Linked DNA regions of Homo sapiens: regions 2 and 3 are each linked to region 1. A link is a loop called in an ENCODE intact Hi-C map of the cell type or tissue named here. Cell type or tissue: heart right ventricle. All regions are shown on one strand. Each heading gives the region's core, and the rest is flanking DNA. Links, peaks and the distances in the headings are about the cores only.

Region 1 (10,024 bases), core at 3,143-5,642:
CATGTATCAGGAAGGGCCCAAGGCTCTCTCCAGTCACTGATCCTATCTCAGGTCAGCTCAGCTCCTCTTGCTTCCCCAGCCTCCAACTCATCTCCCTGGGAGCCTTGCCATTTCTTGCCAGGTACTCAGAAACCAGGATCCTACTGATAAAGCCAGGAGAGTCAACAATTCCTGGTGAGCAGCACCCCTCCTGGCTATGAAGATGCCCTCCCTCTTCTCTAGGGCACTGGGGTGCTATTCGCAATGCTGGGCTGTCCCAGAGTTTCCTGTGGATTCTAGTTTAACCAAGGAACACCCTGGGAAACACCCAGCCAATCCAAAACATGATCCTGGTTCTGCCACTTATTTCTTCTCTAGTGTTGGACTAGTTATTTAACCTTCCTGAGCCTCAGTTTCCTCATCAGTAAAATGGGAATAATAAGGTGATTGTGAAACTCAAAGATGATAATATCTAAGAAACTCTACAGTCTTTGGAAGACAAACGAGGAAATGATGACACAAACATCAGGATCCCAGTTCCCTCAGGGTGGGGCAGGGGTTGTGATCAGGGAAGAACACAGGGCTTCTAGAGTACTAGCAGTATTCTATGTCTTGACCTAGGCAGTGGAAACCTAGGTGTTTGATTTATAATTATTTATTAATCTGTACATATATATTTAATATACATATGTTATGTTTCACAATGAGAAAAGAAAAAGTAAATACTTTGGACATTTTCCTGCTCAGTATAAATGTAAAAGTAGTACTAGGAAGTGCAAATTCCCATCTTCACACCCTCAGAGGAACCTCTGGGACTCTAAATTTCGCCTGGTTTCCCAGGGAATTGAAAGCAGGTAGAGAGTGGTAGGGCTGTGGCTGAGTTTGCTGGATGGCAAGGACCAGCTAATGAGTACAGATTCCAGTTATAAATTCAGACCAATGTCGTTTTCCTTGCTGGGGGGTGCCCAGAAGAGCAGATGACTTTCTGGGAGGCTGTCAGTCCACTCCAAACAGCCCTCCCTCCCGTGGTCTCTCTCCCCCGCAGACTGCTGAGGACAGAGGGCACATCTCCCCACTCTTGAATTCCTGCCCGGGGTGGTTCTGACCCCTGCAAAGCTCCCTAGACCCCAGACAGGCCCCTTTCCACACCTACCCACCGCCCCTACTCTTCAACACAGCCCCTTCCTTGGGCCTGGGCACCCCAACTTGCTGGCCCCAGACAAGGACCCCTGCCTTCCCCAGCCCCCCAAACCCCCAACATCCCCAGCCCTTTCTCCCCTGCTATGGGTTCCCCTAGACTTTGAGGAACACTCTGCCACTGAGCACAGGCATCACCCCCTTTCATCAGCCTGCTGACTTGGCAGTCTCCCAAGGTGAAGGTGGAGGGAGCTCTCAGAAGCCAGGACAGAGGCGGGGCCTCCTGCCCACCCAAGCCCTGGACCCCGGGCATCGGGCAGCCCTCAGGGCTGAGCCCACCCTGCCATCGGAGGCCACAGGAATGTCCATGAGGGCCTGGCCAGGGAGCTGCCCGGTGGTCATCAACGCCCTCCTTCCACATCTGACTCGCTCCCTGTCCCTCTGACTCAGCTTCTGTTTGACTCGGATTTAGTTTCTCTCCCATCCTTGATTTTCTGTGGGTCTCTGTCTTCACAGTCCCCAGACTGCACAAGGGCAGCATGAGCCTTTCCTCCGACTGTGTGTAGGGTGACCCTGGGCCTCTGGGCCTGGCTGTCCACCTGTGCCACGGCCCACTCTGTCCAGGAAGGAGGTCTCCCCACCCCCACCGAGGGAGGTGGCTGAGGTGAAGAAAGAAGCCCGAGGGCCTCGGTGGCAGAGCCGGGCTGAAAGGAAAGAAGAAGCTGATGAAACCAGGGCGCTGGAGGACGGGGCCGTGGAAGGGCGAAAGGGAAGTGTGCTGTTAGGTGAATGGGGTGCATTGGAGGCAGGTGGGAGTGGCCGAGGCGTTACATAACCAGAGCTGAAAAGGAGTTGAGTTCTGGAGAAAAACAAGGTCTTAGGGGAAATAAAGGTGGATTACAGGGATGGGCTCTGATACTAAGAAGTTCTTTTCAGTGTCTAACTTCAATCCCGCCTGCGGCAGAACTAGCTTTCTCCACGTGTAGTTCTTGCATCCTGGAAACTCACGCAGGGCATAATGTGAAAGGAAGCGCGAGAAGTGCTTGTGAGGGGCAGAGAGTCTTTCTCCTTGGCCTGGGAAGCCAGCACAGTGTCCCGTCCCCACCACCAACCACCTGATAGCTCCCCAGTCCTTGGCATGGCCCGGAGACCAAGCTGTTGGCAGTGGCAGCTCCTAGCTGTTTAGACAATCTTCCTTTCACAAGTTTATTTATTATTCTTTTCCCACCTCTCCACCCCTTCCCCACCAGCTGCTTAAAATATTTTTCAAACAGAAAAATCCAACCACAGCTGGAAACCAACCCTAAAGTTAGTCCGGAACGTGGGAGCTGCCAGGGAAAATTGCTGGGGCTCAGGCTGTGGGAGGAAGGGCCTGAGCCGCGGAGACAGGCTCGCTCTGCAGGGGCTTGCAGCAGGGACACAGACGCAGGGAGAAGGCATCGGACCTCATCATCATTCCCCAAACCGTCAGCGAGAACCGGCTATGAACCAGGCCCTGCGCCAGGACAGTGAGGGACACAAATTGCCTTAAGTAAAAGGGGCTGACCCCATTCTCAAGAAGTAACAGGCTTAATAAGGAGGTAAGGCACAGACACAAACACTCCAGTGGCAATCATAGCATGCACTTAAAGGGTGTTTGCCATGTACAAGGTCCTGACCTAAGCACTTTACATGTAGTAATTCATTAAAAACCCTCATCAGCCCTGTAAGAAAGGTACTCTTATTATTCCCATCTTATAGAGGAGGAAACTGAGGCACACAGAAAGTAAGATATTCTTTTTTAAAAAAAAAAAGAAAAAAAGACAAGAGTTGCACTCTGTTGCCCAGGTTGAAGTGCAGTGGCGTAATCATGGCTTATTGCAGCCTCAACCTCCTGGGCTCAGGTGATCCTCCCACCTCAGCCTCCCAAGTAGCTGGGACTACAGGCGCACATCACCACGCCTGGCTAATTTTTACTTATGTTTTAATTTTGTACAGGCAGGGTTTAACCATGTTGTTGAGGCTGGTCTCGAACACTGGGTTCAAGTGATCTGCCCACATCAGCCTCCCAAAGTGCTGGGATTATAGGCGTGAGCCACCGCACCCAGCCAAGAGACTCTCACACCACAGTACAACTAGTAAGCAGCGGAGTCAGGATCTGGGCCCAGGGAGTCTGAATCCATCTTAGCGGCTATGCTATGCCACTTTTGTACAGTCATGCAAGGGGAGAGGCAAATCCCATGAAAGAAGCATAAACAAATTAATATGAGAACTCAAAGAAGGGAGAGATTGTCCCCGGCAGAGGGTCAGAATCAAGGAGTGCTCCCTGGAGGAAGTAACATAGAGCAGCCTCTGGAAGGATAGTGGGGCTTCTGAGCCTATACTCAGGGGCAGGGACGGAAGCTCTACAGCAGAGATCGCTAAAGCAGTAGCAGAGACAGCACCCAAGAGGTCAGCTGCTGTTGTACAGCACCACCCAAAAGCCTGTCCTCATGGCAGCCCAGTGCCTAGAAGGGACACTGGCCAGAGGAAGATGTCCAGGCAGGCCAGGCTCAGCCACAGTGGAACAGCAATTCAGATTCATGCTCCAGCTCTCCAGCACCGTTGGCCTGTATCATCTCCCCGCACCTCCTACCTGCTCCATTCTCTCACTCTCACTGCTAATCCGGGTCCCCTTGCAAATCTGTTCATGGGGAGAGTGAAAGACAAAACTACAACACTTGAAAAACTCTTTATAATACAAATATTTGGTGGCATCTAATTTAGACAAAAATCACCCAGCTGTCTTGTTTGGACAGTTGGGCCCAGTAGAGTGGCCACAGAGCCATGTGGCCTGAAGCCTCAGGAGATAGGCTGGTGGGTGTGTGGGCAGGTCCCGCCTCTCCCTGTCAGGCCTGTACTTGGCTGAGATGCCAGGTCATTTGACATCTCTGGGCCTCAGTTCTCTCAGAAGTGACGATGAAGAAATATGAGCCCTTTCCCGGCTCTAGACCGACAGCTCCAGTCATAGCCTCCAACTGCAAGCATCTACCTGTTCCAAGGTGCATCCCAATCCCTTCCTGTCCCATCAGGCAAGAGCAGGTCAGGCCAAACCCCAGCCCACTGTTTTGGGTAATCCAGCCTTGGGTGGACTCCTTCCCTTTGCTCCTGGCTGCCTCCTGATCCCTTCAGTGGAGGGAAGCAACCTCCAGCCTCTTGTGGATTTGTTTTTTGTTTTGTTTTGTTTTGTTTTGTTTTGTTTTTCAGAGATAGAGTTTTGCTGTGTTGCCCAGGCCAGAAAACGCAGTGGCTATGCATGGGTACGATCATAGTGCACTGCAGCCTCGAACTCCTGGGCTCAAGCCATCCTCCTGCCCCAGCCTGCCAAGTAGCTGGGACGACAGGCGCGCCTGGATCCTCTTGTGGGTTTTAAGAAAGGAAGGAATTACTGGAGTCTGGAGGCCCGGCCCAGGCCTCCCACGCCCCCTGGCGGAAGGAACAGAGCTGTGTCCAGACCTGCACTGGAATCTGTGGCCAACCTTCCCACCACTCTCCTCCCACCCGTCCTGTCTTTTCCTCTGACCTTATTCATTCACTCTTAACTGCACATGCACTGGGTGCCAGGCGCATGCCACGAGATGGGGCGTGGAAGTGACTGAAATTGTCCCTGTCCCAAGGTGCTCTCTGTTCACTCAACTCTGTTCAATTCATTCAATAAATATTTACGGAGCTTCTGCTCTCTGCCAGGCTCTTCTCAAGGCCCCAAGGACACCATCCTGCCCTCGCAGAGTTTAGTCTAACAGGACCTATGGCCTGGTAAACAGACAATCATCATACAGTAGATGAGCCACAGGTGCCAGAGGAGAGGCCAAGAGGAGACACGCCAGATGCGCCAACAGCGGCCCTCACGCCGAGCAGGGGGCCGGAGGGGCAGAGGAGGGTGTGGGTGCGCACGCGTGTACGTGTGTGTGCATGCTGGGGGATGGTGGGAGACGGATTTGCAGAGATGGCAGAGCCACGTCAGGGCTGGGCTCGAGCAGCTGTGTAGGATCCCTCCAGGCGCAGGAAACGGGGTATGGGGTGGGGCAGGGCGGAAAGAACATCCCACACCAAGAGGACAGAGGGAGCAAGGGCACAAAGTCCCGGCATGTTTAGGAAGCTACAAATAGTTTGCTGTGGTACAAGTGTGTGGTCAGTGGCAAGGAGGCAGCAGGAGGGTGGAAGAGGCCTCGCAAGTTGTATAAGGGGCTTGGGTCTGATCCTGGAGCCTGTGAGGAGCCACTGAAGGCTTCAAGAGACGGAATGATACGAATACTTCTGCTTTCAGAAAAAGACCGCTAGACCAGTGGAATGTGGAGGGGGGCTGGGAAGGCAAGTGGTCGGAGATGGCATGGTGCTTGTACCCCAGCTGTGTGACATCAGGCAAGCCACATCACTTCTCTGAGCCACAGAGGCCTCATCTGTTAAATGGGGGTGCATCTGTCAAATGGGGGTGATGAAACTCAGCCTATAGACTTGTTAAGAGGAGTAAATGAGATAATATACAGAAGTGCCTACTGTGGTACCTGACACATAATAGACACATAGTAAATTATATACATATGCATATACATATATATATATGAAACGTCAGAGAGCCTACCAAGAAGGCTATTTCAATTGCCTAGGCAAGAGATGCAGAGAACCTGAATTCAATCATTGCGGAAGGTGAGAAGAAGGGGATGTCAAGAGCTGTTTCAGACAGTTGCCCTTTGGGAATGGGTTGGATATGGATCTTGTCTTTCTAAAAACATCCCAGAGTTCATCTCAGCCTTTTGTCCTCAGGCACTAATCCGTGACTCCTGCATTCCTCATCATCTTCCTGCATTTTTTCACTGCCTGCTTTGTATTAGGTGTACATACGCTTGTTCAAGGCTTGTCCATTTGCAGTTTGTCTGGCTCAGGCACAGGATGCCTGGAGTTCAGGCAAAGGCCCTGCTGGCTGAGCCTCTAGGTAGGTATGTCTCGGGCAGCAGTGGACAGATTCATGGAGGTTTTGGATGACAATCAGATGAGGATCTGTCCAGCCACCACGTTCATCCCTGAAGCTAAGGTTGAGAAAGGAAGTGCTGGGAAAGTTGACCACGGAGATTGGCTGGCTGGCGCCTGGGTTTCATCAAACACTCATTGCAGAGTGGAAATCCAGCAAGCCCATCTCCAGCCTACCCCTCAGGCACAGCTCCCCCAGTTCCCTGGCCAGTCAGCCTTCCTCCCACACCTGCCTCCAGGGTGCCAGCTCTTAACACAGGTACCACAGGTACCATTCGGGGGGTGCTCCAGCCCCTCTAGAAGGGCAAAAAGGGGCAAGCAGTTTGTGTGTGTGTAGCTCGATCACCATTTAACCTACTTAGAGTGTGTTCATCCAAGGTTGCCAGCGGCAGAGAGAGTTGTGGCAATTATTAAGGGCTAAGACCCCCAAAGCCATCTCATGGTGTTGCCACCCTCTCCAGGCCGTACTGAGCCTGGGGCAATTGTTAATAGTGTCAGAAGCAGCTATTAGTCTCCGTGGTCTGCAGGTTCCCCTCCAAGCTAGTTTGATTATGTTCATTTTAAGATGTTAGTTTGTGTTTTGTGTTTTTCCCCAGTATCTGTCCCCTGTTCCAAAGGGATAACTCAGCCCTTTAGATTTCTTTGGGGTAGAAATTAAAAAAAATAATAATTCAAAGACAACCTCTTGAACTGTCTCTCATGAATTCCTGGGCTTATTCAAGAGATGATATCAGGTGTTCAAGATGCTGTTGAGAGAGGAAAGCAAGGAGTGAGCAGGGTGAGGGGAGAGGAAGCTGAACTCCTGCCCCAGCATCACTGTGGAGAAGGGGCAGGGTCTCCAAGGGGCATGGCTGCATGGGCACTTTGGACCCTGCACACCAGCTCTACCAGCCTGGGCCAAGGTTCCCAGGTCACAAGGAGCAGTAACATGACCCAACACAGAGGCCTGTGGGAAAAGGGACAAGGGGGAGATCAGCATGACATGGTGAGAGGCCCTTGCATACCCTGCCTCCTGGGCTCCAAGAAGTAATTCTCCAGGACTCCTGAGCGACCCTGGGGAGGGGGAGGTAGCCTCAGTAATGGAGGAGATTAAATCCCCTGGGGCCAGTCAGGATGGGGCTCTGAGTTAGATTTAGGTTGGTTTAAATTTTTAAAAAATAGGACCTCTTTTGCTCTTCAGGATTTATGGAGGAAGATTCATCCCTCCAACTGCAGCCAGGACACTTATTGGCTGTTCCAGGTGCACCTGTGAGCCAGGTGAACATGGGCACAATGCAAGCGAGACCCTCCTTCCCTGGTCCCACAGGCAGCCTCGTCAGGTCCCTCAAAGGAGGAGCTGAGGATGTGGCTTTTTGGACCACCTTGGTTGACTGGCTTCTGGGTCCCCTTCACAAGGTCGTGGTGAATTGTCAGTTCCTTGATGTTGTGCCGGACCCCTATTCACTTCAGTAGGGAGGGCACCAGGTTCAAGAGACCGAAGAAGAGACGCAGGGCCAGCATACGAGACCAGGGGCTTTATTAGTGGGAAACTTACACGTGGGGATGCTCCTGTGGTGGCACGCTGGGCAGGAGAACAACAGCCACTTGTGAAAAACGTGCAGTTTACAGCATTTTCACTTCGCACCCTTCCCCTAACAGCCTCCACCTGGCAGCCTTCATTTAATCCAAAAGAAAGGGCCTCAATCCCCTGTACGGCCGTGTCCCACTGGACAGCAGGGAAACTCGGATGTTCTCATAGATAAGAAATTAATCTCCGGGTTGGCCACTCCCAGAATCTTTAGCTCAGACTTCTGAACTGCTTTCAGGTGCATCTGCTGTACAGGGTCACTCTCAGGCTGTGCTTGAGTTATCACTCTCAGGTGTGTCTACCATACACTTGAACACATAAGCCCCCTGCACCCTCACTGTGTCTAACCTGTCTGAGCAGAGCTGTCTGCCTCCAACTGCACCCACAGGTGCAGACCCCTGCCTGAGACCTTCTCTATACAGACACCCTGTGTGCTACTCCTCCAAGAAAAAGTCTGTAAACTCTCTTCCTTTGTCCATTCTTCACACAAATTAGCACAGTAAGGAAAAAAGAGACGACTTGGGAGCAGAAATCCCAATGATCCAGTTTGGACCCTACCACAATAGTTAAGACAAATCAGCTTCCGTCTGTTTTTCCACCCGTAAAATGGGAATAACAGCTGCCTCACATCAAAGGAAGTGCCATGTAAGTGGCAAAATGCTCTAAGGTTGTAAGGAGTTTTTAAATGCAAGGGACCTTATTCTCCATTTAGAGAACTGAACCCGGAACTTCAGAGGGTGAGACTATTTCCTCACTCTAGACATATGAGCCAGAGCTTTGGGCTCTGAGATCTCTGATTCACATAAGAATAAACACAGAATCCATTAAATAAGGTTTGTGTGCCTCTTAAGTCCACTCAGGTACTACAGTGGCTACAGCAACGGGGTTATGACCTGGCTCAGCCTTCAACTCTCCAAGCTTCAGCAAGTCCCGATCTCTTGGGACAGTGCACCCAATAAGCAAACAACGGACTTGGTTCTAGTCCTGATTCTTTCACTCACTAGGTGTCATTTAACCTCAAGCAAGCTTTCTCAAGTGTGGAATCAAGAAAGCAGGGACAGAATGAAGACCATGAAGAGCACCTCCAACTCGAATTCCTCAGTCTCCCCACCAGTGCAAAGGGAGGTCAAGACAGCCCTGAAGATCCTCCTGCCTCATCCCGTTCCTGCATATGAGTCCAGGGAGGGATGCAGAGCTGGGCAGAGCTAGTTGCTGACCTGCCCCTGGCCCCACAGGGCCTTTTCAGACCAGCAGCCCTTTCCGGCCTGCACTGCCCTGGGCCTATGGGGCCAAGAGTACATGCACGTGGAGAGATTGAGGAGGCTGGGAATACAGGAGTACACAGCTGGCCCCCTCTGCCCAGGCCCACCCAGAGAGCCCCAGTGAGCTCACGTCTGCAGTAACCTCACTTCTCATAACTGCGACGGTGAGACACGCCTGGGAAGCCAAGCCCAGGTGAGAAGTGATGGCTGTCTCCTCAGGAATGTGCTGCCCAATTAACACTGCCTCCCAGATGGCTCCTGCGGAGGCTAGGACTACTCCGCCAGGGCGGTGCTGGCCAGCCACCAGGCTGAGTCATTCTGTGAGCATTTATTGAGGGCCTACTATGCATCGGGCATAACAGGGAGGAATAAAAGCCTAACTGGAGAGTACAGTCTATCTGTCCCAGACTCACTTTTGGAGACAGATTGTCAGAGAGCCTCAAGAGCTCTACAGGTGAAGCTCCCAGATCTCCATCAACCCAAAGCCCTCCCACTTCCTGACCACAGCTGTAAGCCCTTAACTTGTTTCCCTCCCTTTTCAAGGCATCCACAGTTCTCAATCTCCTTCTAGGCTCCTCTTCGTCTTAAGCTGTATGAATCAGGCTGCTGCCTCCTCATTTTCCTGTTTCTAGGACAGTCTAAACCACCCGCTGTCCATCCACTTGCAGATACTAGGTTTATTGCTTCCTGTCCTTGGCAGGGTGTCCAAGAGAGGCCATAAAGTGAGGCAACACCCAAGTGCCTAGAGGATGGGCTCTCACTAGAGGTGCTCTCCACGTGAATTACCTATAGAGGCAGGTCCTCAGGCAGGAAAGCCTAACTTGGAAGACAGGCCTCAGTCAGGCAAGGGGCCTCCCTCTCAAAGGGCATGTGCCCCGAGGGCTGAAGTTGGAAGAGGTTAGAAATCTCAGTGTGGCCTACATGGTATGTGGTCAAAGCAGTTATTCTTCTTGTTATAAGATCCAGTCTTTTATCTTTACTAGCTCTGTATCTGCATGTTAGGATTGCATCCCACCAGGAAAAAGAGACACCCAAAAGACCAGGCTTACATGATTTTGAGGGGCTATTTGTCTCATTTAATGATCGCTCAGAG
Region 2 (10,024 bases), core at 4,730-7,229, 79 kb before region 1:
CTGACACCAACACACAGATCCTCAAGAGGTGCACAGGGCCGCTGAGTGCATCTGACCCTGGACTTCCAGCTGCCCTGTCACCAGCTGCTGGTCCCACTGAGGCCCTGGCCCCAGATGCTGGCAGCTACAGAGGAAGGGCAGGCAGACCCTCTGCCCAAACTTGCAGGAGAGTGGCCAAGGCCTTTCCCTGACTCCACTTCAGGCCCAAACCCTGCCCAGCCCCTGGACACTCACACTCCTTCATCATGCCGATGTCCACACAGCGTTTGAGCCGGCAGGCCTGGCAGTGGCGTCGGTTGTCCTTGGTGATGCGGCAGTCCCCGTTGAAGGGGCAGGTGAATAGTGCCTTCCGCTTCATGCTTCGCCTGCCGAGAGAGCACACACCCTGCCCTGGGTCACTGAACTTCCGGCTCCTCACCCTGTCATCACGGAGACCTGTCTTCTGGGCCCCCTGGTCTCCATTTCTCCAACAGAAGACATGAGGCCCACCCCAGCTGCCAGTCACTCTCACCTCTAGGCTGGGCACCAAACGATTCCTACTTCTCCTTTCATTGCCTGCCCAGCTCCAATCATGGCTTGTACTTACCTTTTTTCTTTTAATTTTTGTTTCTTTTGGGGGGACAGGGTGTTGCTTTGTAGCCCAGGCTGGAATGCAGTGGCATGATCTCAGCTCACTGCAGGCTGGACCTCCTGGGTTCAAGTAATCCTCCTGCTTCAGCCTCCAGTATAGCTGGGATTACAGGTGCATACCACCATGCCTGGCTAATTTTTTGATTTTTTTGTAAAAATGGGGTCTCACTATGTTGCCCAGGCTAGTCTGGAACTCCTGGGCTGAAGCAATCCTCTATCCTAGGCCTCCCACAGTGCTGGGATTACAGGTGTGAGCCACTGCACTCCGACTCTTTTTTTTTTTTTTTTTTGAGACGGAGTTTTGCTCTGTCACCCAGGCTGGAGTGCAGTGGCTCACTCAGCTCACTGCAAGCTCCACCTCCCGGGTTCACACCATTCTCCTGCCTCAGCCTCCAGAGTAGCTGGGACTACAGGCGCCCGCCACCACTCCTGGCTAATTTTTTTTTGTATTTTTAGTAGAAATGGGGTTTCACCGTGTTAGCCAGGATGGTCTCGATCTCCTGACCTCATGATCCGCCTGCCTTGGCCTCCCAAAGTGCTGGGATTACAGGCGTGAGCCATCGCGCACAGCCACGCCCCGACTCTTATACTTATTTTACAGTACTCTGTTCCCCTTCCCATTTTAAAAAATTAAACAGGAAATAACAAAAGTGCATTTCCCTAGAAAAAACCCTTTTTTTTTTGAGATGGAGTCTCGCTCTGTCGCCCAGGCTGGAGTGCAGTGTTGCGATCTCAGCTCACTGCAAGCTCCACCTCCTGGGTTCATGCCGTTCTCCTGCCTCAGCCTCCCGAGTAGCTGGGACTACAGGCGCCCACCACCGCACCCGGCTAATTCTTTGTATTTTCAGTAGAGACGGGGTTTCACTGTGGTCTCGATCTCCTGACCTCATGATCCGCCTGCCTCGGCCTCCCAAAGTGCTGGGATTACAGGCGTAAGCCACTGTGCCTGGCCGAAGAAACCTTTTTAAATATTGAAATCTCCAGAGTAGCCAGCATAATAACATTTAATGAGCCGCTATGAGAAGTAAGGATGCTAGTCTCAGCATGAAGTCTTCTAGATTCTAGAGACCTGTGACTGGAATAGCTCCTGTTCCAGGGATAGATGTGTACATGGAAGGAAGAAAAGGCCCAAACCATAGCTCTAGACATCCCAGAACCTGCCCAGAAAAAGAAGGGGCCAGACAAGCAGGTGGAAATCCTGAGGCCTGGCCTTGGGTTTTTTGAAAGGAAGAGGAAGCAGGAGCTCTGTAGGAACAGAAAACTAGAGCTGGGCACAGTGGCTCAGGCCTGTAATCCTAGCACTTTGAGAGGCTGAGGTGGGCGGATCATCTGAGGTAAGGAGTTTGAGACCAGCCTGGCCAACATGCCAAAACTCCGTCTCTACTAAAAATACAAAAATTAGTTGGCCATGATGGTGCATGCCTGTAGTCCCAGCTACTTGGGGGCTGGGAGCTGAGGCAGGAGAGTCGTTTGAACCCAGGAGGTAGAGGTTGCAGTAGGCCAAGATCATGCCACTGCACTCCAGCCTGGGCAACAGAGCAAGACCCTGTCTCAAAAAACAAAACAAAACAAAACAAAAAAAACCCAGAAAACTACTGAAGTGTTCTTAGCTAGAAAGGTGGCACCCTTGAGGCTGGGTGTGGTGGCTCAGGCCTGTAATCCCAGCACTTTGAGAGGCCGAGGTGGGTGGATCATGAGGTCAGGAGTTTGAGACCAGCCTGACCAACATAGTGAAACCCCATCTCTACTAAAAATACAAAAATTAGCCGGGCACGGTGGCACATGCCTATAGTCCCCGCTACTCGGGAGGCTGAGGCAGGAGAATCACTTGAACTTGGGAGACGGCCGTTTCACTGAGCCGAGATTGTGCCACTGCATTCTAGCCTAGGCAACAGAATGAGACTCTGTCTCAAAAAAAAAAGAAAGAAAAGAAAAAGAAAAGTGGCACCCTTGTAGCCTATGTAAGTTGTGTGTGTGTGTGTGTGTGTGCACAAGTGTGCACATTTAAGGGCTCATTTTCCTAATTCGAACATTCTCTCCCACTGCCAGCCACACCACGTGGACTTTGGGAGGCTGCATAAAGGACACCTCCCTGAGGCACCTCCCTAGAGGCTTTTCATCATCCATGTCCTGAGAGTCCTGTCCTCCTCCCAGCCCCAGCAGGAGTAGGCCCCACTTTTCTGACATAGTTAGATGGGGAAAGATGGTGGCAGAATCACTGTCTGCATGAGCAGCAGCATCTTCCAAGGAACTGCTGAGTGTGAAGATGCCCAAGCCTTCCAAGCCAAAGCCCAGGCCCAACCATTTCCTTCCTGGAGATGAGCTACTGACGTCATCTGCTCAGGGGCCAGGCATTAGTTAGGATTCTTGGTAAAACATGACTCACTGTTCACATTCACTAGAACATACATGGGGTTGAGGGGAATCGCACTCATCAATTGTCAAGCTTGCTCTAGCAAATGGACAGCTGGGGACCACACCGACTCAGCCCCTGGGATAGAGAAGAGACCAGAGTAGGGCTCTACTGGCAGTCCCAGGCAGGCCCAGACTCTTAGATCCACAGAGGGCCCAAGAGACCGTCAGTGTAACTCCCTCCCTTTATACGTGGGACCACTGAGGTTAAGAAACTTACAGGTGAGGATATTCAGCAAGAAGTGCAGGCTCCTAGGTCTGGAAGTCTTAGGGATCTAAGGCTTAGCCTTTAGCTTCCTGGATTGTTTTCAACCCCAGAAACTTAAAGTGCTCAGTGAAGTTGATGCCCCAAACAGCCCCAGGTGGCTCAATGCCAAGAATGACCCAACAGTCAAGGAAGCAGCTGCTGTTGGTTTTGGACCTTGGCTCTGGTACCCTGCTGTGACAACCCTCATCACCCAAGGGGCCTACTGCAGAGCCAGGGTTGTCAGGAGGTGGAGCAGCACCAGGCTATCAGGGGCTCCTTAGCTCCAAGTCTAGCCCGCCTCAGGCCCAGTCCTAACCCTGCAGTAGCTAACAAGAAAGAAGTTATACGCCAGGCTTTTTTCCATCTTCGTAGAAACAAAAAGCCTTTTGCCGTTCACCTCTATTTGTTTACTGCTGCTTTTCTGGAGGGACAAGAGAATATGGAAGCATCTTGGGAACTGTTAGGGTTCCCCAGAAACGAGATACAATTATCCCCACAGGGACATCTGTATGTTCCAGGACATGAGATTGGTGTCCCTCCCACCAACCTTGTGGTTCTTGAGGCTTCATCCGTCACCACAAATGCTCAGGCCTCAGAATGCCCGTAATTCTCTAAACTTACTCAAGGACCAGAAGTTTCTATTTCAGAAGAAACTCTCATTTCCTTTTTTTTTTTTTTGTTTTTCAACAACCGGGCATTTCGCTCTGGTCACTGAGGGGCTGCTCTGTCCTCCCACTGGCTGTCTTGTCTGGCTCAGAGCTCTTCCTGTTAAGCCTGCAAGGCCATGGGCACCAAGAAGACAGCACATCGTCAGCCTAGCCCAGCCACCACCTACAGTGATGTGAGCCAAAGCCTCTCACCAGACTGGGCCCGGGACTGAGAGCTTCTTGAGGCCCCAGGGCCTATCAGAGGCCCCGTCTGTCCTTCCCCAGGCTCCAGGGAGCCTGCCTTTGACCCTCACTTGGGGGCAGCCCCCCCAGCTGCAGGGTTGCCTGAAAAGAGATTCCACTGCTTCGCCATCTTTCTCTCATTTTTCTCATGTCACTTTAAATATGAAGCTCCATCTCAGATGTCTATACGCAGGAGGGTTGGAGATTGCCACTCAGCCCCACTTTGCCTGACAACAGGAATGAGGCTAGGAATAGGAAGAGAAGGCCGGGCGCGGTGGCTCACACCTGTAATCCCAGCACTTTGGGAGGCCGAGACAGGCGGATCGCGAGGTCAGGAGATCGAGACCATTGTGGCTAACACGGTGAAACCCCATCTCTACTAAAAATGCAAAACATTAGCCGGGCGTGTTGGCGGGCGCCTGTAGTCCCAGCTACTCGGGAGGCTGAGGCAGGAGAATGGCGTGAACCCGGGAGGTGGAGCTTGCAGTGAGCTGAGATCGTGCCACTACACTTCAGCCTGGGGGACAGAGCGAGACTCCATCTCAAAAAAAAAAAAAAAAAAAAAAAAGGAATAGGAAGAGAAAATAGTGCAGAGCTGAATTAAGAGAAAGTACTGGGACTGGGTGCAGTGGCGTGAGCACGCCTGTAAGCCCAGCACTTTGGGAGGCTGAGGTGGGCAGATAGCTTAGGCTCAGGAGTTTGAGACCAACCTGGCCAACATGGTGAAACCCTGTATCTACAAAAGATTAAAAAAAATTAGCCAGGCATGGTGGCATGCGCCTGTGGTCTCAGCTACTTGGGAGGCTAAGGTGGAAGGATCGCTTGAGCTGGTGAGGTCAAGGCTGCAGTGAACCAAGATTGTGCCACTGCACTTCAGTGTGGGTGACAAAGTGAGATCCTGTCTCTAGAAATAAAAAATAAAAGAGAAAGTACTGGGGGTAAAAAAAAAGTTTGGCGCCCTTGCTTCTGCTTAAGAGTTGTCATATGAAGCCCGAGAACACTGAAAAGGAAGAGGACACCATTACGCTCTGGAGCGTGGGGTCAGTGTTCAGGGTATAGAAAGTTTGCTCCCCAGCTCCAACTGCCAGACCCAGAGGCTCTCTGGAACTCAGATCCCAGAGCTGGCCTTTCAGGTGTGTCTGGCCCAACATGTCTGTTTGCTGGGCCACAGATCCTCTTGGCTCAGAGGTCCTGTTCTTCCCTGTTCTCCTGCCTTCCAAGGGCACTTCCACATGTGTGGCTGTCATTTACTCTCTGCCCACGAGGAGTCAGGGCAGCCAGACTGCCCAACCCTGGCTCTGTGCTTTGTCCTGAAGGTCTACACCCTACCCTGCCTTCCTCCCAATACTAATTGCCTGTGAGCTGGTTTGGATTTGAGAAACAAGAGCTTCAGGTTTCCATGAGAGCCCATTGCCTCAGCTGCTCTCTGAGCCTGGACCCTGTCATCCTCTGGTTGGTTGGCATTTATACCCCAGCTCAGGAAGGGGGGGTAGGGGTGGGGCAACCAAGCTAAATATAGATGCAGTTTCTAGAAAGCCAGGGGTGAGAGAGGACATTGACCGATTCTCATGCCAGAGACCAGTTTATCAAAACAGAAAGAGACAAAAACCTCACAAAAGCATCAAGAGCCTGGGGCCAGGGCCTCAGGCCTGGGACAGTTGGGCCTTTCTCCAGTAGGTGGCCTCTGCCAGCAGAGACGCACGTTGCATAACCCAGGCGTAGGGTCAACTATCCCCTCTGGGCTCCATCTCCACTGCACTGTCACAGAGATTCCAGCGTCTGCTCAGGATACAGGAACTAGCGAGAGCTCCTGATCTGAAAGCTATGTGAGGTGCTGGGAATGCTTACTAGTTTGATTATGGTGATCATTTCACAATGTATATGTATAGCAGAACATCGAGTTGTGCACCTGAAATATAGACCATGTCTATCTGTCAATTATACCCCAGCAAATCTAAAGGAATAAAAAGACCTACATCAAATGATGTAGGGGCCTACATGTATGTGAGAGGCAGCATCAGGGGGTTCTCCTCAGGTGGGTTTAAAAAAACATTAAAGGATGGTTAGCACTGTAGAAAAGAGCACAGACTTTTTTTTTTGGAGGGCAATTGGCAATGCGAAGCATGTTAAACACACAGACATTTTAACGCAGTAAAGCCACTTCCAGGTATTTATCCTGTGGGTAGATCGGTCCATGGGCGCAATGGTGGTTACTGCAGCTCTGTCTGGAGAAGCCAAAGACCGAACCTAAATGACCATGACAGAGGACTGGTTTCTTTCTTTTCTCTTTCTTTCTCTTTCTCTTTCTTTCTTTCTTTCTTTCTTTCTTTCTTTCTTTCTTTCTTTCTTTCTTTCTTTCTTTCTTTCCTTTCTCTCTCTCTCTCTCTTCCTTCCTTCCTTCCTCTCTTTCTCTCTTTCTATCTGTCTGTCTATCTGTCTTTCCTTCCTTCCTTCCTTCTTTTCTCTCTTTCTTTCTTTTTTTTTTTTTTCTGGATGGAATTTCACTCTGTCACCCACGCTGGAGTGCAGCAGCACGATCTGGGCTCACTGCAACCTCTGGCTCCCAGGTTCAATCGATTCTCTTGCTTCAGCCTCCCGAGTAGCTGGAATTACAGGCATGTGCCACCACGCCTGGCCAATTTTTTGTATTTTCAATAGAGATGGGGTTTCACCATGTTGGCCAGACTGGTCTCGAACTCCTGACCTCAAATGATCCACCCACCTTGGCCTCCCAAAGTGCTGGGATTACAGGCATGAGCCACCGTGCCCAGCCAGGCACTGGTTTCTTATCTCACAGAACCTCCATATAATACTCTGTGACTATGAAAAAGAAAGAGGAAGAATGCTGAAATGGGAATGAGCTTGAAGAAGTGTTCTTTAGCAGATAAAACCAAGATGCAGAATGGTGACGTGTGTGCACACACACATACACACACACACATATGCACTTTTACATAAAGAATCTGGAAGCGAACACGATGAGCTGGCAACAGTGACAGCTTCCTGGAGGAGGTAGGGAACTAAGAATTGGGTTGAATAGGTGATTTACTTTTCACTTACATATCCTCTTAAACTGTTGGCTTTTTAAAAAGCCATATTATGACGTTACATTTAAAAAATCCACTACCCACTACAACTACCTAAACATTAAAAATGAAATGCAGTCTTTGGTTAGATCGATATGTTTGAGTTTAAATCTTAAAGCACAACCTTGGGCAAGTTACTTAACCTTCCCATCCATTAGTTTCCACATCTGTAAAATGGGAGCAACATTTCAGAGAGGGTTGTAAGAACTAAATAAAGGAAAAGGGAACAGGACCTGGACAAAGGAAACCCTAAATAAAGGGAAAGAAGAGAAACTAGCAGAAAGAGGCAGTGGGAGGGAGTGCTGAGAGTGGGTGAAAGTAGATTTTAAAGTAGATTTTAAACATCTCATTAAGAATTTGAGACCCCTGAAGCAGACACCATGTCTTAGGCCTGCTCTCTGGGTGCCTAGCATGGGAGCCTGCAGGCAGCAGAGTTTGAAACCATATTTCTGTTTCATGTGCTGTAGCTCCTGATGTCTAGAGCCACAGCCCCTGTGCTAGTTACAGCAACCACTGTCCAGTTCTGTTGAGCACCAGCCAGTTCTACCCAGCCTTTGACCGACATGAAGCTCTCTCAGAGCCCCTGGCCCAGCCCTTCCCTCTTCATACCTGATATTTAACTCCTTCTGTTTAGGAACCTCTTTTCAGAGACCACTGCCAACACATCACATAGTTATACTTTCCAAGTTCCATGGTAGAGAAAAGGAAGAAAGGACCATCTGTCCTCAAAACTAAGACACTAAAAAGGGATAATGATACTAGCTATCACCACTGGAAGCTTTCTAGGTCAGTATTTTACATACTATCTCCAATGCTCTCGACAACCTTTGGGTAGATATTATCCCTGTTTTACAAGTGACACAAAAAGGCACGGGAAAGTTAAATAACTTGCTTTAAGTCACAGCTAGCAAGTCTGAAAGCTGGAATTAGAATCAAGAACTGTTTGACTCCAAGGAATCTGACTGATATGGTTTGGCTCTGTGTCCCCACCCAAATCCCATCTCGAATTGTAATCCCCATGTGTCGAAGGAGGGGCCTGGTGGGACATGATTGGATCATGGGGACAGATTTCCCCCTTGCTGTTCTTGTGATACTGAGTGAGTTCTCACAAGATCTGATGTTTTTAAAGTGTGGCGCTTCCCCCTTCACTTGCTCTCTGTCTCTCCTGCTGCCATGTAAGACAGGCCTTGCTTCCCCTTTACCTTCCGCCATGATTGTAAGTTTCTGAGGCCTCCCCATCCATGCAGAACCATGAGTCAATTAAACCTGTTTTCTTTTTTTTTTTTTTTTTTTTTTTTTTTTTGAGACGGAGTCTCGCTGTCGCCCACGCTGGAGTGCAGTGGCGCAATCTCGGCTCACTGCAGCCTCCGCCCCCTGGGGTTCACGCCATTCTCCTGCCTCAGCCTCCCGAGTAGCTGGGACTACAGGCGCCCGCCACCTCGCCCGGCTAATTTTTTGTATTTTTAGTAGAGACGGGGTTTCACCGTGTTAGCCAGGATGGTCTCGATCTCCTGACCTCGTGATCCGCCCGCCTCGGCCTCCCAAAGTGCTGGGATTACAGGCGTGAGCCACCGCGCCCGGCCACCTGTTTTCTTTATAAATTACTCAGTCTTGGGTAGTTCTTTATAGCAGTGTGAATATGGACTAATACACTGATCTTCATATATACTATGGTTCTCATCAGGAATGTACCATCTCTCAATCCAAGCTAGAGCAGCAGTCAAAAACATGCTTTCCCAAAGTCCAGGAGCATGAAGCAGAGGCTGTTTGAAGGACTCCTCTAGGACAAATCCCTCTAGGGATTCAGGCAGTCTCTAGAAGGATGCTTTGGAAGTGTGGGGTCACATCTGACCATGCTCTCCACTGGCCCTGTATAACCCAAGCACAGGGAAGATCTCAAGTGTGTGCTGAGTGCAAAGTCATGCAAATGAGCCCTGATTAGAGTGCTGAATTTCAAAAGAAATAAAAGAATGACAAAAAGGTAATGTAAAATCCTATCCTTGCAGCTGTCTTTCTTGATAGCTTCAGTGACCTTCCCTCTCCAAATATTTTGGCCTCCTCTACCCAAGCTTCTGAACATTACTCTTGGAACATCCATAGATAACCCCACTCATTCTCTTTCATTCACATCCTTGAATATCTGTGAATGGAGGTCAGCTGCCAAAGTGGACCTGGACAAAGTCTCTCCAGCAACACTGACTTCTTGGTCACTCATTTACTTGTGCCCATAGAATACCCTGTGTGGCTGTTCCTCCCTTTTTTCTCTATTTTCTCTCCTTTAAGCAGTTTAGGTTTTAAATTCCTGGACATCTGCCCTATTTCTCTGCTTCCTTTCACATCAGGTTGCTAGAAGAGCTACAAATATCAGTGGGGTGACCTTCCTGAATGCCAGAACATTCCTCATCTTCCTGGATCCTCGCCAGCCTACCTTTTGCCCCCTGCACTCCGCATGACCCATAATTAACAAAGTCCTCAAGAACCTTGGAGCTAGGAAGCGAAAACGCACTTCTCTGCACTGTCTTTGTTAGCTTGTAGCTGCACAGAGTCCTTATTTAAGCATCCCAACAGGGAGGAAGAAGACAAGATAAGCAGGCAAACGATGACCTGTTTCTCATCTTGCCTTCCAGGATCAGCTCTTAAACCTCACCATCCACCTTCATTCTCTTCATCAAAGGGGTTCCTCTGATTTTCTTCTCTGTCCATTACACCTTTTCCTTTATATCAGACTCCGGACGAAGCCATCCATGACCATATGCATC
Region 3 (10,024 bases), core at 4,195-6,694, 230 kb before region 1:
CCCATCGTAGATGTGACTGTAATAGTCAACCAGACCCTCCTTCTCCTCCAGGTAGAAGCGGATCCAGTTATGGAAGCCAGTAACCTTGCCTTTTTTTACCTCACCTATAATAAAGAGTCCAAGATGGATAATCTGGGCTCCTTCCCCACCCTCCCCTCCAATCCCCTTTCTCCACCCCATGCCAAGGCTTCCCCCTTCTCCAGTCTCTGACTTCTAGCTGCTTGACCCCTTGCTGTGAGTCCCCAGAGTCTCTCACAGTCCTATCTCTCACCTCAGGAAGGCCCCCCTTCTGGCTCAAGCCCTTGGGAGAATCCTTCCTTCTGGTGATCCTGATGACCTCTCTCAGCCATTACTCCAGCAGCAAGCCAGGCTTGGTGGGAGTTTTATGGGGTAGAATAGGGGGGAACAGACCATGGCCCTCTTGGGAAGCAGCTGGCCAGGCCCTGGAAGCAAAGGACTGTTCAGAGGTAGGCAAACTTGCTCCCAGACACATGTCTTGTCCTAGATGTACCCCCTTGGGAGCCCCAGCATCTGGTCTTCTTTCCCCCTTAGGTACTCCAGAAAAGACTGTTTCTCAGAATGGCTCCTCAGACACCCCCCCGCCCCCCTGCCATATGGGCAGGGGAGAGTGCGTGGGTCCCTCCCTACTAGCTGGCTGGACTGCTGATTAATCCACACCCAGGGCTGCCCTGCTCCTGAGCAAAGCCATTCCTCTTCATCCCTCCAACTCTTTCTTTCCAAGAAAAGTGCTCCCACCTGAGAAGACATGTTCAAAGCCACTCGAGTCCCCCTCTTCATTGCCTCTTGAATAGAGCCCAAACCACATGTTCTTCAAGTCATCGACAAACTCTTGCTCTGAGCCATAGCGATCTGCAGAGGAACACAAAGGGTTTTGGAGAGGGGAGGCAGGGCCAGGTCCTGGGAGCGCTAAACAGAGACCTGAAGAGCTACTTGCTCCCACACGTCAAGAAACATGTGGGTTCAATCAACAAATGTGTTCGGCTGTTAATTCAATGATTATCTATGGGATGCCTATTTTGTGCCAAATCCAGATCTAAAGGCTGAGGATTCAGCTGGGAATAGCAAGGACACGGTCTCTATCTATATTACATTCCACTGGAGGAGTCAAATAATAAGTAAACAATAAGAAATATGATTTCAGATCAGTGCTATGAAGCAAAGTAGCCCGTAATGACGGGAAAGGGCTGGCACATAAGTTGGCGGGGGGGGGGGGTCTTCTAGAAAGGAACATCAGAAAGGCCTCTGTGAAAAGGTAGCACTGATCAGAGAGCTGAAGGATAAGGAACTTGCTACACAAAGATCTGTGGGGAAGATTCCTCCATGTAGAGGGAACTGCAAGAGCAAAGGCTCCAGGCAGACTTGAGTTTGCTACTCAAAGAACTAAAAGAAGTCAGTGAGGCTGGAGCAGGAGGGGAGAGTGGTAGGAGAGGAGGTTTGAGAAGCAGCCAAGGGTCAGATCCTTCAAGCCATGGCAAGAAGGTCAGGTCTCAGGCAAATAGAAATAAAACAAAAAATGTTTTAGATTTACTAATTGCTTTCTGTCCACCTAGTGCCTGCCATTTTAAGTGCTTTCAATGTAACACTGAATCCTCACGTTGAATCTTCATATAAGCTTGGTACTAATTATCCCCAACTTAGAAATGAAGAAACTGAGACGGACAAAGTATAAAACTCATGCAAGATCACAGTTAATGAAAGGTAGAGACAGCACTTGAGTCCACTCAGTCTAGCTCCAGAGACCAATCTCTTTAACAACTCTATAGCTTCTTGGTAGTGCAGAGCCACTGAAGGATTTTAAGCAGGGGAATTGTATGATAGGACCTTTTAAAAGATCACCCTGGCTGTGTATGTTAAAAAGGCAATGGGGTGGTATGAGTGGAAGCAGAGAGACCAGTCTTGAGGCTCATGCTTTGTCTACGTAAGAAGTTGATGGGGCTTAGATGGTGGTGTTAACTCCGGAGGAGGAGAGAGAAGCAGTAGGCCCAGGACATATTTTGAAGTGGGAGTGATGGACATTACATTACTGATGGAGGAGATGGGAGTAGGGAACTTTGAGGTAAAGAGAACAATTACATCTAACTACTAGGCTTTTGGCCTGAGCAACCGGATGGGTTATGCCCGCCATTTATGAAATGGGGAAGACCCAGAGAGGAGCAGGTATTTTTGATGGGAACCAAAAATTATTTCTACACTAGGTTCTGTGTGAATATCAGTTAGATAGCTAAGTGGAAGATGTTGAGAAGGCCCTTGGGAAAGTTCAGGGCTGGAGATTTCAATGAGGGAACCATCAAAGATTGACTGTTTACTGCCCACAATTTTATATGGTGAATACAAAAGAGATACCAGACATATTCCTTCCTTTCCAGGACTTAAAACACATTTGGAAAACAAGACTACATAAAATAACAGAGAATGGTTTCACACACTGAATAGTTCCCCTTACTGAGCAAGGACTGAGTGCCAGGCTTTCTACTGGGTGCTTTATAAGCAGTCATCCTCAAAAACCCCATTTCAAAGGGAAGTCCCAGAGAGGTCAAATAAATTGCCCAGGGTCAAGTCACTAGCAAGTGGCAGAGCCAAGATTTAAACCAAGTCTCTCTGGCCCAAGGCTATTGTGGACCACACTCCAAACTCTGCAGAGGTGCCGAAAGCCAGAGTGAGCTGGGGCAGGTGCAGCCTTCACAAATGCGGTGGGATATGAATTATCATAGAACTTTAAGGATAAGTGGGATTTGGACAAGGAGAGAGGTGAGGAGAGAGTTAGTAACGGGACAGCCTGGCCTTGGCATCGGAACCCTGAGTTCCAGCCCCAGCTCCGCTTCCAACTCATTTGTGGCCTCAGATAAGTCTAGCCTGTCTGGCCTCCGTTTCTCTCATTTGAAAAGCCCTTGCTCAGTCTAGACCTCCAAGATTCTCTTGTGTATTTACTACGAAGAGAACGCCAGGGGGCAGCACAGGATTGCAACTTCTTCATAGAGTCACTCTTGTGTCGCTGTCACTTTACCTAAAAACAGTGTCACCAACTCTTAAGGGAGGCAGCAGCTCTGAGCCAAGGCACTCTCAGGGACAACGAGGGAAGACCCGGACAGAGCCACCCCTGAGACAAAGCCCAGCTGCCTGGAGTTGGGAAAGGAATCTGCAGGACAGTAACAAACACAACTCCATGCCAAGAAGTCCTGCGGCCAAAATCTTTTTTGGTCTGACTCAAATGTGTCTCTACCTGGAGGCTTTCCAACCACAACTCTTCCCGATAGGACTTCCCGCTCTGAACCTTTGTTGATTCTCTGATGTTGTTTCCCCAGCCAAAAGGTGGACTCAGCCAACCCGATTCCTGGACTTTATTGCGGGAGGAGGGAGTAGAGTCAGCGACTCTACCTGTCTGAAACATGGTGCTGACTCCAGGATCGCGGAGGTGGCTGAGACGTGCTCTGGGTGGGGGTGGGATGTGAGGGGAGGCTCACACCTGGCAGAGAACCCTGAGACTGTAGCAGAGGGTGGGCGTGCATGAGGCAGTTAACATGAAGTCAAAGGTGGGGTGATATCCAAGCCAGCCAGCCAGAGGATGTGCCAGCTCCTGGTTGGGTTCCTAACCTCTCCTTGGCTTCCCCCTGGCCTCATCCCTCATCCCTCCCAGATGTACACTGACCTCCACAGAGTCCCCACCGCCTCCTCACCTGCCCTCCTAACCTTCCCCTCCCCCGCCCACCTGGCTTCGCTCAGACAGACTCATGCGCTCTGGGGCCTGGGGGTGCTCACTCACTCTGGTGATGGAGGAAGCTGTAGAGCTCCTTCATGACTGCTGTCTTCATGATCTCTCTGAGGAAGGCGTCCTGCTCGGCCAGCTCCTGGGCACTGAAGTGCTCCCCATGGCCTGTTGCCCGCTGGTAGTTGTTGAGGAGGTTGATGAAGGCTGCATAGGTGGGCTTGGAGAACAGCTTCTCATTGACATAAGTGAAGAGTCTGGGGGAGGCAGAGGGGAGCCCCACTGAGAGCCCCAAACACAGGGCAGCGACCCCTCCAGAGACTTCTAGACAGGCCAGGGGCAGACAGGCGAGGGCTGGGTTCAGGAGCCGAGGGGGCACTTCGGGTACTCTTGAAAGTCACACATCAGGTCACTTTTCTTCCACCTCATGTTTTGGAAGAGCTGTTCTATCCTCAGCCTGGCCAATCACAGAAACCCTCCCAACTGGATATCCACAGTCCCTCAAGATGGCTTTGTCTCTGGAGAACTATTTTTTTTCTGCTCTCCCTTTGATCGTGCCTGACTTGAGGATAAAAAGTCGAGACATCGAAAGAAGCAAGGATAGGGGCAAGATTTAGGGGGTAGAAAGAGGAATTGTGGGAACTCACGGCTTTGGGCAGCGATCCACTTGGTTTCTGGTCTCTGACGGGGAGATGCAGTTTTGGCTATTGAGAACGATGTCTTCCTTCTGGGCTTTGTTGGTGTCTGCCCTGTAGATCTTCTCAGAGATGCTCTGAATCTCCTCTTTTGTTATGGCATCACTGCTGTGGGAGACCTCTGGGAGGAATTGGAAGAGGGGTGGCCTCAGAGCCAGAGGGAAAGGGGGGCGGGCAGGAAATTATCTGTGTACCTCCCCTCCTGGGCACCTTCAAGAAGCCAGCAAGGAGGGAGGGGGGCCACAGTTGGACACCCTAGTGGTGGACAGGGGCCCAGAGCCTAAAGGACGTGTAAAATCACCACACGGCATTGCCCACAGAATGTCCCCCGCCCCTTCCCCCTAGAAGGGGTCTCACGCTTGAGCATGCATCAGAACCACCTGGAGGCCCTGGTAGTACAGGACAGTGAGTCCCATCCCTAGAGTTTCTAATTAAGTAGGCCCGGAGTGAAGCCCCAGAGTTTGTGTTTCTAACAAGTTCTCAGACATTGCTGAAGCTGCTGGTCCAGGGACCACATGTTGAGAACCTGCTCTAAAGTCCTTCTGTCTCTGCAGCTTAGCTAAGGGAGCAGAAGACTAACCGTGGTCACTACACAGGCTCTCAAAATCCTTGCAGCAGTTCCCAAACTCTTGGCAGCGGGCATTGCAGTGACATTGGTGGTGCTTGTCAAAGGCTTCGTAGCAGCGGCCCTGGCAGGAGGTGGGTGCCGAGTACAAGTCTGAGAAGAGAGGGGTGGTGTGTCCCGGGCTGACCTCTAGAGGTCGCTCTGAACGCCCCACAGGCTGTCGCTCCCTAGCCTGGCTGTCTTCACTCTGCCCAGTAAAGATCTCCAGGGAAGGAAAACAAACAAACCTAATTCGTGCACACCCTTCACAGTCAGGAAGTCCTTTCTGATGCCGAACTTTACTTTCTGGCCTGCTGTTTTTCTAATCTTCTCATTCTAAAAATAAAATCTCTTCCACTTCCCTCTCCAGGCCTCAGGCTCTCTTTCCTAGCTACCCTCCTCCCATGGCCCCCCAGGCTGGCTGAGCCCCCCCAGGCTTCTTCCTGCCCAGGTTCCCAGAATCCAACAAGCCTCTCTCATCTGGCTGAGGCCTGGGCCTGGTGCCACTGCCATGGCCGCCCCTGCTTGTCACCCTCATGTCCCTCCTGCTTTATCTTGAGGGCCCCCCTTTGGGGAGGCAGGCTCACTGCTGGCGAGGGCCTCTTCTGTCTCTTCCTCCAGCTGTGGCAATGGCTCTGACTCTTTGTGGTCCTCTGCAGGTAGATAGAAAAATAAAGTCACCAACAACCTGAGAATTCCCCTGCTGCTTGGTTTCTGGTTCTCTGTTTCCCCAGCCTCAGGGGACAAGCAAGGGCACTGGAAGCAAATTCTGAACAGGGGCTGGGGTCCAATGGACAGGCACCAAATAATGATGATGAAAACAGAAAATGGAAGATGTTTCCAATGGAAGACACATTATAGAAAACTTATAAAAAAGGAAAATAATTTCCCCAGGTGACACATCTGGATTGAAAACTCTGACTTCGGTGATGAAAACTCTGATTTAACAAAAGTTGACAGATGGATAGAGGCTTGATGCTGTCCTAATGACAAAGCCCTCACTTAGGAACATCCTGTACCTAGAAAAACTTCTCGTCAGAGCTCAGGGTAAACTCTCAGGGCCTCAAGGAATAAGAGCTGTTTCCTGAGATTCCAACTTCCCTTCTTTCTTTGCCCCACTTGGAAATGGCCACAAAGACTGTGTCTAGGGAAAAGGCATGTTCAGAAAAGCACATTCCTATTGCTGCCCCTTTCCCTTCACCTGCAAGCTGAGTGACTGTAGCTCAGCTCTGGGTGGAGAAGGGTGGATTTGAGGTTGGGGGTGATGCAGGGGGGAGAAATGTTCCTGGGGACTCTGAGTTCCTCTCTCATCACACAGTGGAATAATCCCCCCACCAGCACCCCCTCCACACACCCAACAAACAGTACTGTTACAAAGTGATTCAGAATCTACTAGTGAGTTTGCTGGAAAGTTATTACCATCAGAACTACCAGTTAGGTTATTCTTCAGTCAACAAACATCTTCTGATCACTTACTATGTGTCAGGTTGTGTTCTAAGTGCTGGCAATCCATGGAGTTCTGAATTCAGCCACATTTTATGCTAAACAGAATTTTGTGTGCTGAGCTGGAATCCTAACCATCATTTCCAATATGTTTTTCTATAGGAAAGGGGTTCTGAGTTGCAAATCAGAAACTTGAAGATGAAATGGCTACTACGCTGGGTATTGCCTTTATCTTGAATGCCAGCCTGATGGTCCAAGGTGAACAAGCCTTCCTGTGTTTTCTGAATGGTAAGAAAAAGTGGGGACACAAGGACAGCAGAAAAGGCATAGGCTCTGATTCCGGCTGATCTCGGCCTGGGTCTCCCTGCCTGGGGAAGGAGGTGTATGTGTGTGTGCTAATATATATGTGGTGCTAATGTATAATACATATGCTTATATGGTGATATGGTTTGGCTGTGTCCCCCCTCAAATCTCATCTTGAATGGTAGCTCACATAATTCCCATGTGTCACGGGAGGGACCTGGTGAGAGGTAACTGAATCATGGGGACGGGTTTTTCCTGTGCTGGTTCTCGTGATAGTGAATAAGTCTCACGATATCTTATGGTTTTATAAAGTGCAGTTCCCCCGCACTTTGCCTGCCACCATGTAAGATGTGTCTTTGCGCCTCCTTTGCCTTCCACCATGATTGTGCGGCCTCCCCAGCCATGTGGAACGGTGAGTCTATTAAACCTCTTTTTCTTTACAAATTACCCAGTCTCGGGTATTTCTTCATAGCAGTATGAAAATGGACTAATACATATGGTGTTTTTGTATAAATTGAAAAAAAGCTTCCATACGAGTGGAAGCAGCTCTGTGGGTGCTTGACTGGCTACCACCTTTGGGCAAATTCAGAAAACACACTTGTTTCTCTCAGCAGACACAACTCTTCACCAGTGCACAAAACCTGATGAGAAGGATACAGACTGGATTTTGGTCCAGCTTGCTGCTTAACTAGGTTCCCTTGCACAACGCACAACCTGTGCAATGATTATGCAGTGAAATTGATGGCCATTACCTAACGTGGCTTCAGTGACCATGTTTTCAAAACTGGGAGTCAGAGTGCATGGCTTGACATCAAGGCTTTGTGTCACAAAGCAGAAGATCATTAATCTGGGAGTTGACAACATTGGAAGCACCTAAACAAGTTGATTATTCATACAAGATTTTTTTCAAGTATTCATTTAAAACTATGCAGTTAAAGGTGGTGCATGTCCTGTTCTAATTGGTAGGCTGGAAATGATGGTATGGAGATGTTGCACCACGTGGTCCCTTCACTAGAGGAAGAGTGGTATGAATCGTGTCCGTCACTGTGACACCATGCAGTCTTCCTGGCAGTACACAAGTTGTGAGAGTTTGCTACCATTTTTACATTTTTGTGATTTAAAGTGTTGAATAACAATTAATAATGTCATACATACTAAAATATTATTTTTATCATTTTACCCTTTTTTAGAATTTAGTACTTAAACTTTCAAGATATTGTTAAAACTGATATTTCAGACAGAAATTCTAGGTAAATGACATCTACTGTATTTTAAGTTGGGGGCATCCTAGAAAACCTGAGAAAAGTGGTGGCCAAATTCCTGACCCTGCCTCTGTCCCTCAGTGCTTTCTGTCCAGACCCTTAGAGCCCCTGTGAGTCCTGAACGCTGCTCTGGCCTGCTGGACACCCAGGCCAGTGGCCCCTTAGACAGGCTGGACATGCCTTCGTCTCACAAGGAGGCTCACCAGTACACAGATGTTCATAGTCTTCACAGCAGTTCCCATGCCAGAGACACCGGCGGTCACACTGGCAGGCAGCGTCCCGGTTAAATTTCTCATTACATCGAGATGCACAGGATTCTATTTTTCCTATGGGCAGTAAAGGTCACCAACTCAGCTCTATGGAGACCCTGTTCTCCCCAGGGTGCCTCCTGCAGGAGGGTTCACAGACCAGGGCAGGAGTGTACCTGGCAGGGAAGGGCATTACTCTCTGCAAAGGAGAAGTACATCCACAGCCTCCCATGCACAACATAAGCCTCCTCCCCACCACCCAACACCCACCAAATATTTCAAGGCTCATCAAAGAGACCAGGATCACAAACCCAAATCCCTATTTGGGTTAGGCCCATAACATAAGCAAGTAAAGAAGCAGGGTATGAGGCAGTAGGAAGAAATGGAGACCGTGACAAACTTGAGAGCAATGCTCCATCTGAAATTTGCAGCTGATGCTCAGCTCTAGCCGATTGTGGCCATGTTGGGATGTGTGCTCAGTGTTGCCAGAGCCTTCCCTTTTTTTTTCAAGATAAATCTTCATTTTTATGTGAAATTTTCCAACCTTGTAACACTTTAAGCACACCAAAGAAAGAGGTCTGTGAACTGGGTGTAGCCCACAGGCCCCCTTCACCTGTCATGTCATGCTGCCCCAGGGATGTCCCCTGCCCCTGACCCTCCGCTGGCTCTTATTCCATCCCTGTTATGTTATTTGCTTCTTTGCTCTTGTCTCCCCTTCTGGTCTTCTCTGCACGCTCTTTCCCCCTGTGTCACATCTTTCTGTTCTTTCCCGTCTTTGGAGTACATTCAGATGAATTTATGCTCAGGGTGGGGAATGAGGCGGGTGCGGGTGAGAATTGGGCTCTGGCATAGCATTCTATTATGTAACCACAGACCACATCCCCCACTGCAGCCAAATGGTTTGCAGAAGCAAGCTTTTGGTCGCAAGGGACATAAGACAAGACATTTTGAAGGAACAGTGGAAACCCACTATCCACTCTGGGCTTTAAGGGTGATAACAGAGTCTTTGTTCGATTTGAGGTTCCTGAGGTTTGGATTTCACGAACGCTGGGTTCAGAGGTCATACTGTGGGTTACAGAGAATGTCAAGATCAGAGTCAGAGTTACCATCAGCATCAGAATTTGTATCAGTGAGGAAACTGAAACCTAATTTGGACCAGGGTTGGGGTTAGTTAGGTTAAGAACTACAGTTAGGATTTGGGCTTGAGTTAAATTAGTTGATAAATTAACAATTTTGTATTGATATTTGGGTAAGGAATAGGAATAGACTTAAGATGACATTCGGGGTTGAGGAATGTGTCAGGATGAGAAAAAGATGAATAATCCCTGTTTTGTTTGGGGGCTTGGTTCTGGTTATGATTCAATACAGGTGTAGTATCTTAATTTAAGCCTGGAGTGGGTTAGAGCTTAAATATTAGAGGTTGGGTTTGGTTACCAGTCCCTAGTATTGGATTCTGGGATTAAGGTTGATACTTTGTCTAATGAGGGACAGCATAGCAGAGAGGTCAAGAACCTAGACTCTGGCGCCAAACTGCTTGAGGCTGGAATTCTGGTTCTACTGCTTTCTAGCTATGTGATCTTGGGCAAGTTATTTGAACTTCTGTGCGTTGGTTTTCGTATCTGTAAAAGTGGGATGATAATGGAGCCTATCTCATAGAATATTTGTAAGAATTAAATGAGTTAATATATGTAAAGCACTTAGGACAGCAAGTGACACATAGTAGTACCATAGAAGTATTTGTTAGG

What was found. Hi-C counts contacts between places; a loop is a spot of excess contacts. Peaks named below come from ENCODE experiments on the same cell type or tissue, not always from the same donor. Only the 100,000 strongest peaks of a DNase experiment are listed, where the experiment ranks them.
Region 2: it touches region 1 in a loop (2.0-fold over the local background); 27 of 110 quality-filtered maps call a loop at or near these places.
Region 3: it touches region 1 in a loop (2.4-fold over the local background); 29 of 110 quality-filtered maps call a loop at or near these places.

The regions. Positions count from the first base shown.
Region 1 is chr12:47,945,081-47,955,104 of GRCh38, forward strand. No RefSeq gene overlaps it. Among named protein-coding and RNA genes, the nearest start is that of TMEM106C, 14 kb to the right of the region's middle. In heart right ventricle, for the core only: CTCF peaks have their summits at 4,556 (motif pointing left) and 4,759; a DNase peak (open chromatin) is centred at 4,551.
Region 2 is chr12:47,864,813-47,874,836 of GRCh38, forward strand. VDR (vitamin D receptor) reads right to left here. Exons shown (of 10, transcript NM_000376.3): 4 at 235-365. Among named protein-coding and RNA genes, the nearest start is that of VDR, 35 kb to the right of the region's middle. RefSeq lists enhancers at 3,681-4,181, 3,887-4,066, 4,167-4,236, 5,003-5,052. In heart right ventricle, for the core only: CTCF peaks have their summits at 5,812 and 6,011; DNase peaks (open chromatin) are centred at 5,609 and 5,849; H3K27ac peaks cover 1,326 bases.
Region 3 is chr12:47,712,519-47,722,542 of GRCh38, forward strand. ENDOU (endonuclease, poly(U) specific) reads right to left here. Exons shown (of 10, transcript NM_001172439.2): 2 at 8,235-8,357; 3 at 5,611-5,676; 4 at 5,000-5,137; 5 at 4,372-4,540; 6 at 3,782-3,981; 7 at 757-870; 8 at 1-104. It overlaps RPAP3-DT (RPAP3 divergent transcript), which reads left to right. Exons shown (of 4, transcript NR_183480.1): 2 at 6,629-6,754; 3 at 7,082-7,181. Among named protein-coding and RNA genes, the nearest start is that of ENDOU, 8.0 kb to the right of the region's middle. RefSeq lists enhancers at 5,218-5,337, 5,678-5,727. In heart right ventricle, for the core only: a CTCF peak has its summit at 5,169; DNase peaks (open chromatin) are centred at 4,413, 5,173 and 5,453; H3K4me3 peaks cover 885 bases; H3K27ac peaks cover 2,500 bases.